Regions from separate parts of the Mus musculus genome. Here region 1 is linked to region 2. Evidence: chromatin loops called from intact Hi-C (ENCODE). Cell type or tissue: heart. All regions are shown on one strand. Each heading gives the region's core, and the rest is flanking DNA. Links, peaks and the distances in the headings are about the cores only. Region 1 has its middle 34 kb from the start of Rassf10. Region 2 holds the start of Micalcl (MICAL C-terminal like).

What was found. Peaks named below come from ENCODE experiments on the same cell type or tissue, not always from the same donor. Only the 100,000 strongest peaks of a DNase experiment are listed, where the experiment ranks them.
Region 1: a loop joins it to region 2, with 4 times the contacts of the local background. A loop is called at or near these places in 1 of 42 quality-filtered maps.

The regions. Positions count from the first base shown.
Region 1 is chr7:112,917,549-112,922,921 of GRCm38, reverse strand. No RefSeq gene overlaps it. Among named protein-coding and RNA genes, the nearest start is that of Rassf10, 34 kb to the left of the region's middle. In heart, for the core only: a CTCF peak has its summit at 2,911 (motif pointing left); DNase peaks (open chromatin) are centred at 4,201 and 4,851; H3K4me3 peaks cover 532 bases; H3K27ac peaks cover 611 bases.
Region 2 is chr7:112,374,310-112,379,682 of GRCm38, reverse strand. It overlaps Micalcl (MICAL C-terminal like), which reads right to left and starts at 4,826. Exons shown (of 10, transcript NM_001381862.1): 1 at 4,314-4,826; 2 at 3,594-3,668. In heart, for the core only: a CTCF peak has its summit at 2,216 (motif pointing left); a DNase peak (open chromatin) is centred at 3,602; H3K27ac peaks cover 3,925 bases.

The DNA.
Region 1 (5,373 bases), core at 189-5,188, 540 kb before region 2:
TTTGGGTCTACCCTGGGAACGAGCAGGGCTTTTCTCTGCCAGCGACTCAGGCAAGGTCAGCTGTGTCAGCTCAGAGACACAATGGGGACTACGAAAGGGCTTTGGGGCTCATTTTTGTTTACGTTGGTTATGAGTCTACATGGCTGCCTTTCTTCTGAAAGTACCTGGGGGTTTGAGAAAGCACAGCCTGAGGCGAGGCAGCCTCTGAACAAACAGAAGACGTGCTGTCCAAACAAAGAGCTGAGCACAGAATCGGAGCACCTAAGCGGGGGACCCTGGGTGTCATCTCTGCGTGGCATCCACACTCACTTGTGTTTTTACAATCCCATGGGATAAATACCACCAACAGCTTATGGGTGCTGTAGAAAACTCTTCCTGAGGAGTAGTAATCAAACATGGCACCTCAGCTAGGGCATCAACATCTTGGAACAATCCCACCAAAGTCCAACTTTGCCACCAATGCATCTACAGAGTTTACAGGGCAAAGGCGAGAGGTGAGTTACAGGGTGAAAGCGAGAGGTTACCTGAGTGCCTTCAAGGCAACACATCGCCAAAAAGTCTCACACCTGCACGGATGATGACTTCCTGTAGCTGCGTAGATGGAGTCGACCTTTGGCTAACATTCCATACTCTATACACCTCCTCTACACACCTCCAGAGACCCAGCGACCACATGCTTCTGGGGCCAAATTTACATACAGCTGGGAGGGGGCTGTAGGAAAGAGTGGCTAGAACCTTGGGTAAGAGCTTGGTGAACCCCAAAAGGTATTATAAAAGCTCAAGGGAGTGTGGGTGCCATGTAGAAATGACACACAGACTCTCTTAGATTAGTCTCCTCTCCATGTTCAGCTTCTTTGGACAGCTCATTCCCTGCTTGGCCCTGAATGAGACTGCTTCATCTCATTCAGGGACATCTTGATGGTCTCTCGTGGGCCGTTACAGTTGCTTTGAAGGCAGTAATGGCTGCTATGCTCAGAGAGTCTGGTTTGAGACTAGGTAATGCTATCCCCTCCCACTTATTGTGTACAGCAGCCATTGTCAGACATAGCCTTGCTTGTATCTATAACCACAAAGGCAAGGCAAAGCTAAATCCAGGCAGGCCATGAGCCTCGCTCCTCAGCTGGGTGACAATCATGGACTCAGCAATGGCACATGTCCTGTCTCTTATATGGACTCTGCTTGTCTCGTTGATGAGTTCTACCTGATATGGGTATGCCTTGGAATCTGTAGTTCACCTCCATTACATAGGAACACTTACAGCTCCATCTTCTTTGGACTCTGATATGCTTTGGGACTACCTCAGGAGTGACTGAGTCTTCTATGTAACTTCTAAATCAACCCATCGAAACAAAACTGTCTCAGGCTGCCAGAAGTGTAGGAGATTAAGTAGAAGGATCATTTTCATGGGGTTCCAACCAATGATGAGCTTCTGAGAACCTCAGAGCTTTGGGACGCAGAGTGAACTGAGGTGGGGTTGCAACAATCAAAAGGTTGCGTAGGCCCTTCTTACCATTCCAGTCTGCTTTCTACTGCGGTGGTAAAACAGCAACCAAAAACAACTTTGGGAGGGAAGGGCTAATTTGGCTTGTATGTGTTAGTCCATCATTAAGAGAAGCCAGTGCAGGAACTCAAGCAGAGCAGGAACCAAATTGGAAACCTCGAAGGAATGTTGCTTACTAGCTTGCTCCCCATGGCTTGCTCAGCCTGCTTTCTTATACAGTTGAGGTCCAGCTGCCCAAGGGCACCTCCCACAGTGGGCTAGGCCTTCCCACATCAATCATGAACTAGGAAAATGTCCACACAAACTTGCCTACAGGCCAAATCTCATGGTGTCATTTTTCTCACAAGGTTCCTTGTTGTCAATTGGCTCTCTCTGTGTGAAGTCAGCACACTTGGTAGAGAGAGATGAGCCAGCAGAGCACGGGCATAATCTGGGTGCCAGCTGTCCCGACAGAACAAATGATCTGACAGAACTGGGTACAGCCTGAGGGATTGCCGTCTTACACATATTCTCACTTACAGCACATGGAGGCGAGATGGCGTTCTTATACCTATCTTATTAGAGATTGGATTTGTGGAGCTGACATTGTTTTTTTTTTTTTTTTTTTTTTTTTTTTTTTTTTTAGAAAGTCAGTAGACAAGGATTCAAATCCATGTTATTCTACTTCATAGCTATGAGCCGTTGAAAAATTGCCCAAGTTGGAGTCCAGTGCCCTCCTTAGGAAAGGAGAGATGGCAATACAGACCTTGCTGGAAAACTGTCAGGATGAGAGGCAGCCCCATGGAGACCGATGCCAGCTACTTGGGAAGTCTTTGAAGGGGTCTGTCTTCTTTATAGGCAGCATAGCCCTGCACTGGACACCCTTCGCTGGCTCCCACTGTCAAGGTCAAAAGAGCTTTCGAAAGAGTTCAGGTTTTGCAGGAATAGCAACCACACATATGACCTTGACTGAGGGGTTCTGGGTTTTGCTTGTTCTGTTTTAGGTTTGGGGGTGGAGAGCATTGTTTTATTTTGAGACAGGGTCTCAATGCATCCCAGTCTAACCTTGAAATTGCTATGTAGCTGAAGATGTCCTTAAACTTGTGAACCTACAGTGCTGGGGTTACAGGTGTAGGACACTAGACCTGGTTCACAGTGTGCTGGAATGGAGCCAAGAGCATCATGTACAGTCCCTTGGCTTCAGGGTTTTTTTTTTTGTTGTTGTTGTTATTTGACAATTTTAGACAGCTGGCTGAATTCACTATGTTGCCCAAGTTGTCCTCGACCTCATGATCTTTCAGGTTGGCCTCCAAAGTTCTGGGGTTACCAGCATGTGCTTGTAATGGTTAAAAACATGAAGCCAACCAACCCTAGTAGTCTCTTCTATCCAAGCCGCCGGCTTCCAGGAGTGTTGACATGGCAGTTTGCTGCCCTCTGCTGTCCACAAGAGGAACGTACTAAAGTGGGTTTTTGTTGTTTTTTTTTTTTTTTTGGTTGGTTGGTTTGATTTGGTTTGGTTTTATTTTTTTAATTTCCAAGAACCCTGTGGCCCCAGGTGGCCCAGCCATACAAAACTTGCTCTACTTCTCTGAAAATAGCCCCAGAAATGGTAGTGCCAGGCCTGACTGTATAGTCTGAGGGGCCCAAAGACCTTGGTAAAATGTGTGACCTTGCAAGTTGTCCCCTGATTTCCATGAGTGTTACCCCTCCTTCTGCCTCCCTCTCCCCTCTTCTCTCTGTCTCCATCTACCCCTTCTGTCTTTCTGTATCTGTGTCTCTTTATGTCTCTGTCTGTCTCTGTGTTTCTCTGTGTCTCTGTCCCTGTATCTCTGTCTCTGTCTCTCTTACATGCACACACACACACACACACACACACACACACACACACACACACACACACACACACCAAAGACAAAACCTTTAAAAAGAAACACAGGAGGTTTTCTTTTTAAAACATGGTATTAAGCTAAGCTTTGGGCACTTATAAAGGTGACATCTTTATGTCCACCTGTGCCTTATGCCCTGAAACTAGGATGTCCTCATTTCTACCTGCTCCTGACATTAAACTCCTGGGCCACTAATCCCCTGAAGGATTTCCAGACGTTGCAAGATAGTAGATGGAGGTAAGTCTCTCCCTAACAGGATGGTCTTGTAAACAGAATTCTCTCGAGCAGACTCTATCACAAATCCAGCCTCTTTCCAACTCACTATTAAGGCCGGGGAGGGGGGGGGTAGGCAAAATCTCAGTACCCCCGTCCAGGCCCTGGGAGTCAATTCAGTCTTAGGCGCTGGTCCAGCAGAGATTCAGATGTCAATTCTGAACAGAGAAAGCTACATTGAGGACAGAGGAGACTTAAGACTATAGGGTGAGAAAATTCACTTAACAAAATTCTCCGAGAGATTATTCCAAAAGAGACCATGGGCCCACTGCTGTCACCTGCTACAAGGTAACTCGGTGTACATCTGGGGAAGAAGGAAAAAGGACGACGCAGAAAGACGCCAGGAGGGTTGGTGGGGGCGGGGCATGGCGCGGGCATCTCTGTGAGGGAATCTTGGCAGTGAGGTGGGGCAGCCTGGAGTGGATTCGGGGAACTGGTGATGTGTAAGGGGAGTGAAGCTCAAGATTAGCAGCAGTGGGAAATCACGCAGGCTCCAGACGGAGGCATAAGCACCCAGGGACCGCGCACACCGAGCCTCCCTCAGACTGGACCTGAGGGCATCACAAAATCAACTGTGCTGGTTCAGAGAATCCCTGGCTTCTGCACAGCTTCTATTCTTAACGTCTCCTGGCCACACAGACTGACAGGCAGCTGTCACAGGAGCGGGAGGGAGGAAAGCTCACAAGGTCAGAGCTCCTGAGTGACAGGACAGGCAAGGGTTGGGCATGCGCACACTCCACCTAGCGCCAGGGCTCATCTTCCGTGTCTATCTCTGTGGCCATGTGAAAAAGCCCTTAGCCTTGTTTCTTTGTCCTAGGGCTCTCTGTGGTCACCGTTCTCACTCTCCCTCCTCTGCCTCCTCCCTCCCTTCCCTCCGCCCCCACCTCTCCGTCTGTTTGTTTCCATCTTTGCTTTTTTCTGTCTAACTTTCCATTCTCCATTCTCTCTGCCTCTTTGTTTCCCATTAATGTGCTCACTGACGTCAAGGCCATTATGTGCATTACGTATTATTTTCCAATAAATATTTCCGTACAGCCGACGACAGTCGTCCATTTCTGTTGGTGGTTTTGCCCCCCCCCCCCCACCCTGTGGTTTTTAATCACTGAGTCTGTTGCCTGCCATCAGCTGCAGTCAGAGAAGAGCAAACGGACAATTTCACAAATAATCGACTCATGAGGTTTTAAGTTACATCCCAGTTTGAACACTGTGATGCAATCTCCAGCTGCTCCATCCTCCCTGGGGCATGACTGTTCCCTCTGTCCAGGGCATCCACAGTGTATATACTACCTAACCGTTTGTTACTTAGTAAGCCATCACCCTAACTCTGCTATATCTCCATGCTTGTGCTCAAGTCACCTTAACTCTACTTAACAGCATCCTGGAGCACCAGAGAGAGCATCAAGTGTGGGAGGATCCATCAACTCTGGGACTCTGTGGTCATGCTATAATTAGGACATCTTTGAAACTGCGGTTTCACACAGTCAATGAGAATCTTGGACTATGGCCCTCCTGAATAGAAAGAGAGAAGGGTATGCAAGCACAGCGTGACCTCTAACCTCATTCCCACCTCTGTGCCCAAATGTCCAGATGTGCTGACAAAAATTAATCCAAACTCCCTTTACTTTGTGACTAGATTCGAGACTGACCTCATGAGAAGACTCAGCAACTATAAAAAGGAAAAGACAATGTAACTCCCACATCAAGGGAACTGATACAATGTTCACTCAGTAAGAC
Region 2 (5,373 bases), core at 190-5,189:
AGAAAGGATGGCCGCTGGCCTCTGGGGAGGAGGGCAGTTCTAAACTGTGGGCAGCTGAAAGCATCTTGTCCTGCAAGAGCAGGATTCTGACAGTACGTCCCGGGAGGCCGTTTAGACCCACGTATACTGACACTTCCTGTCTCTCTTCCTCCTCTTCCCTTCCAACTCGGTAACCTCAAATCTGCAAGATCAGATATTTTATCTCCAGGGTGGAGCATTTCAAATAACTTATATTGAGCTAGATTCAGAAAAAAGCAGTCTTTCATGGGCATGCTCGGGGCGTTCTTCTCAGGCCACGACAAGCCTTTGTGGCCCTGAGCAGCGTTCCTTAGGCATATCCTGGGACTGTGTGTCATTAGTTTATTTTCCACCCAGTACCCCAACTCCCTGCTTCAACCGGCTCAGTGGCCCATTTAGATGTCTCTTCAGTATGTCCAACCAACAGGTTCTAGCTCATTTCTTAGCTCAACACAATTCCCAGGCTTCCGTTTTCCTCAAAGCTCTAGGTGATAGGTACCTGATCATGTACTCAAACTATGCTTCTGTTGCTCTGAGAAAATGTGAGGAACTTAATGACACAGGGTCAGGCATCTCTGGGGACGCACATCTGAAGAAAAGCTAAGTCTAAGTTACCTCCACCCAAAAAGAGTTTCAAACATCTTTCAGGGACAGAGAGCCCTTGGTGGACTTTCAGTATGATTTTTGCTCTCTTTATATAAAGATTAGCATGTTAGGCAGTGCATACCAGGTGTAGGCTCTCAAAAGATGGCTGCTGTACACGTGGTCCATGAGCTCCCATAGGGTACCCCACCCTTGCCCCAGGCTGTTTCTGAGGGGAAAGATAACCGGGGAACATGGCTGCTGTGGAGGTGGGTTAGAGGGAAACCCTGGGAGAAAGGCCATCAGCTGCCAGGAACTGATGCAGGGGAGGCGCTGGCCTCCAGCCCATTACCCACACCCCATCCCAGCCTGCAACATAATGGTTCTAGCCTAAAAAGGCAAAACTTGTGAGTGAGTCGTTGTCTTGCTTCCTGCCCCCAGTTACTAAATTCCTGCCAAATTCCGTCTCCCTCTCTTTCTCGCCCCCTCAATCTTCTCTCCCTGCCTGAATCAGGCTCCTTAAGTAGCCTCCAAAGTCTCCTCAGCTCCACAGACTGTCCCTTTGTTCCTCTGAGGAGTCACAGAGGACCTTGTGACACAGAGTCAGGGACACCTTGGGCTAGACACAAGCTAGACAGAGAGGTCTTGGGATCTATAAGATCATGATGCAGAAGCCGCTCCCCTCTCCTTCCTGTCATCCCAGGATCCATCCTTGCTGTGAGATCTCTGGTCACAACGTCCTTATCCATTATCTTAAAGTCAGAGGTTGTGGAAGGCTTGAGAAATGGGGCCTGGTCTCTCCCCTTGACTTTGTCCTTGGGCCAAGGCATTGCCCAAGGGCCAGGCAGGACTCCAGAGGGGAAAGAAAGGCCAGGGAGGAGCTGAGAGATGGGAAACCTCTTCCATGAGACTGATCATGATTTCAAGCTCCTCTAAAAGATGGGAAAGGGACCCCCAGGACCCCAATTTATTCACGGGAGCAAGTTACTCACCTCCAGTGTCCTTATCCAAAAGTACCGCCCGCCATGCAGACACAAGCTAGCTTAGCATGATTCGCATCCATTTCCTTCCCCTTGCACACAAACTATCTGGCAAATAGATAGACCCCTGGTCTGCCTCAGAGGCCGTGGGACACCCGGCCCAGCCAGGGTTGCTCTAACTCTTGGCTTAGGAGCTCATTCTTTATCTACCTCCATCCTCTTCTCCCATTCTTGCTGTGGAGCTCTGAGATGGCCCAGCCAGGCTGCTTTGTCCTCTGTAGGGCAAAGGGACTGAGTGCTCCTGGCTAGCAGGTCCTTTTGTGCCAAAGGGGTTGAAAAGTAGGCCCTGGACAGGATTATAGTCTTTGTGCTCGCTGGGGCAATTCCTTGTGCGACTTTCTCTTGTTTTTGTTTGACAGCGGCGGCCTTTCCCCCTGATGGTGACGTTCAGTTCACTCTAAGCCAGCTCAATTGGAAAGGATGCCTATGCCCTATATCCTATAAGCCTTGTTCTGGGGCATAGGGGTTCTTGACTTTCGGGGTTGACATGATGACTGGGATTCCGAGTACTACTGCTTCCTAGTAGGAAGGACTCTGTCGTCTCAAAGTCTTGGAGCGCCCTCTAGGGGCAGCATCCTGCAAGTCTGAACCCATATACTGTTTCATTGGGCCCTAATCCAACCAGTTTTTAAACTTCCTTCCTTTTTTCCTCTCTCTCTTTCCCCCCTTTTACACATAAACAAGAACTCCTTTGAACTAGACCTTGCTAGGTCACAGAAATAACAGGTTCAAGCCCTGTCTGCACCTAGCATGACTGTTGCTTAAGACTCACACCCTGTATCCATTAGTAATGGAATGCTAAAGTCTCCAGGTCTGTCCCCGAAGTCCACCTCTGAGTAGTAGAAGTCTGTCTTGTTTTTTTTTTAGAACCCCTGTCCCTGATGTTTGCCAAGCTCCTATCTCACCTCATGCTGGGAGCTTGCTGAGGACTGACTGAGCGCCCTGACACTGGTGGTACTCAACTGTTGGGATGGCTTTAGCACCCAGGAGGACTGGCCTGAGAGGGATCCTAGCGCTTGTTGTGGGGAGACTCCTGGAAACCTTAGTTCTCTCTGTCCTCTCAGGTTTGACACCTGAAGGAGCTCAGATGATTCAGGTGTCATCTTAGCTTGTTCCCAGGTATGCAGGCCTGGTCTGGCTCCAAAGGTGGCCCTTGGCCCAGGTAGACACAGGAGAAGTGGTGAGTCTGGGGGTTGGTGGGAAGTGACTCATTGGCCAGGAATCAAGCTGACTCGGAAGGAGGAAGAGCAGAAGCCCAAGGCCGTGTTGGGTCAGCCTGGGCAGATGGAGGTGGGAGAGAGAACATGCAGACTAGGGGAGGCAGAAGAGGGTGATGGGGTCAGAGCAGGGTGGACCCTCAGCTTCTCACTCAAGGGTCCTGGAGGAATTCTGTTTGCTGTGTGACTGTGTGTGCATGGTCACTGTAGACACTGTTCCTCTTGTGGGAGCTCTGAAACTCACCCGGGGCCAAGATCTGGAGAAGAAATAAACTCTCTCTCTCTCTCTCTCTCTCTCTCTCTCTCTCTCACACACACACACACACACACACACACACACACACACACTTATATTCTAGTGCAAGCTGCTATCTTCTTGCCTTGGTCACAATGGCATAGAACCAAAAGCAGAGGTGGGGTGGGGTTGGGATCTAGTCCAGTTTCTGGGACAGAACCAAGCACCCGTCTCTCAGTTTCCCTTTCTCATTTCAAACTTGGAGCTCATAGCTGCTACAGCTCTGTGAAACTACAGAATCTTAAGGTGCTGGGATTTCCGAGTAGAGGGAGAGGAATGGAGAGTTCCCAAATCCCTCGGCAATGATTACAGCCAGCAGTGGAAATCAAGTCAAGCTAACAGTTTTCCTTGCCCTTGGATTCCAGGCTAGGCCAGAGAAGATACCATGTAAGGAATGAGCGAGACTGCCCTCCCCCACCCCTCCCCCTGCCCATGACTCACTGGACTGGAATCTTCTTCTCCAGTTCTGGTATTTGCTTGGAGTTGGAGACTGGAGGCTATGGGCCCGCTGCAGAGCTGAGGAGGGAGTAAGAGACCATTAGCTGTGTAGGGGAGGAATTTGTCTCCCATGGCTTACTCACCAAAAGTTAGCAGGAAGATGCTTAGGATGGGCGGAGACACTTCTTATCATAGTGTACTTCTCTGACCCCCCTCCCATTATTCATTAATTCATTCATTCATTTACTCACTCACTCATTCATACACACGTCCATAAAATAATTATATAGGAGGCTGGGGAGATGGTTTGATTCCCTGCAACCCAGATGAAATGCTGGGAGCAGGAAGGAAAGCCTTCCCCAGGAAAGGGCACATTAATGAGTTGCCCAGTGCTAACTGGTCAGGCCTGGAGACACATACTAGTAACACTATATAAACAAGACAGGTTATTTTTAGAAATATATCTGTATGATACAAATACATATATGCATGCAATAGCAATTAAGGAAAAAGGCCATGATTTCAAGTAGAGGAGGGAGAACTGTCTAGGAGAGTCTGGAGGGAGGGAAAGAAAAGGAGAAATGTTGTAATTAGATTCCAATCTCAAAAAGTAACCTGGCTGTAGAGGCATGTGTCTGTAATGGCGGTAGTCCTACAGTGAGATGGGAGAATAGAAACATCAGGAGAGACCCTGCCCCAATAAAGTAGAAAGTGAGAACTGACTCCTGGAAGTTGGGTTCCTGCGGAAGCACTTTTGCAGGGCCCTGTGTGCTTCCCCTCTGCCTGGCTGGGCCTTGAGCACAGGCACTGGCCGCCCCGAACCTCAGAACAGATGTGGCATCCAGCTGCATCCTGTTCCTGTGCAGGGCTCTCAGGCACGGGCCCCCGTGCTTCCATCATAGAGAAAGGAGGGGCGTGAGCGCACATGTGAGGGGCAGAAGGTAGAACTGGGAGGTATGGGGGAGGAAGAGACCCCCAGGAGGGGTCTGGGTGTGGGAGAATGAACAGGGAAGGTTCGAACACAGAACTCTTTGGATCCAACACCTCTCCAGTGAATGTTCTCTCACCTCACTTAGACATCAGCCCACCCCTGTGAGATCCCACCCCTGTGAGATCCCACCCCTGTGAGCTGACTTGAGCACTGCCATGCCAGCCACTACCTGGGTTTCCTTTCTCAGGACCAGAACCTTCAGCTCCTTAGGGTCTCTGCTTTAACCTCAGTGGGATAGTGGAACTGATGGCTCAAGTGCCCCACTGGTGGTAATAGGCCACGTAGGCATAGTTTCACCATAGTGAGGTCATAATATAATAAGAGTCCTAGGTCAGAGGCCCGGCTCCATGGGTTCTGTGAAGCTTGGGTCGAGACATGTCCCAGGAGGCTCAGGTATTTGAATGCTTGGGCACTGAGAGGGCTGGACTCGGAGAATGTATAGCCTCACCCTTCTTCCCGTTCACTTTCTGCTTTGTGTTTGCTATTGGAGAGGTGAGCTCCCAGCTTCTTGCTCTGGCCGCCACCGCTGCTTGCCGCCTGCTGTCAGGCCTCCGTGCCATGCTGGACTCTCATCCCTCTGGAACCGTAAGCCCAAATAAATCCATCCTTTTCTAAGTTTGTCCTGGCCATGGTGTTTTACCCATATGTCAAGCTTTTCCCAGAGAAAGTGAGCAGACGCCATTGTGAAAATGCAGGTTAAGTATTTTAAACACCACAAAGCAAGCATTTGAGCCCATCTCTGGAGTGCTGATGTGAGCTCTGGGTTTAATAGACAAAGATCTGGGTCAGGAG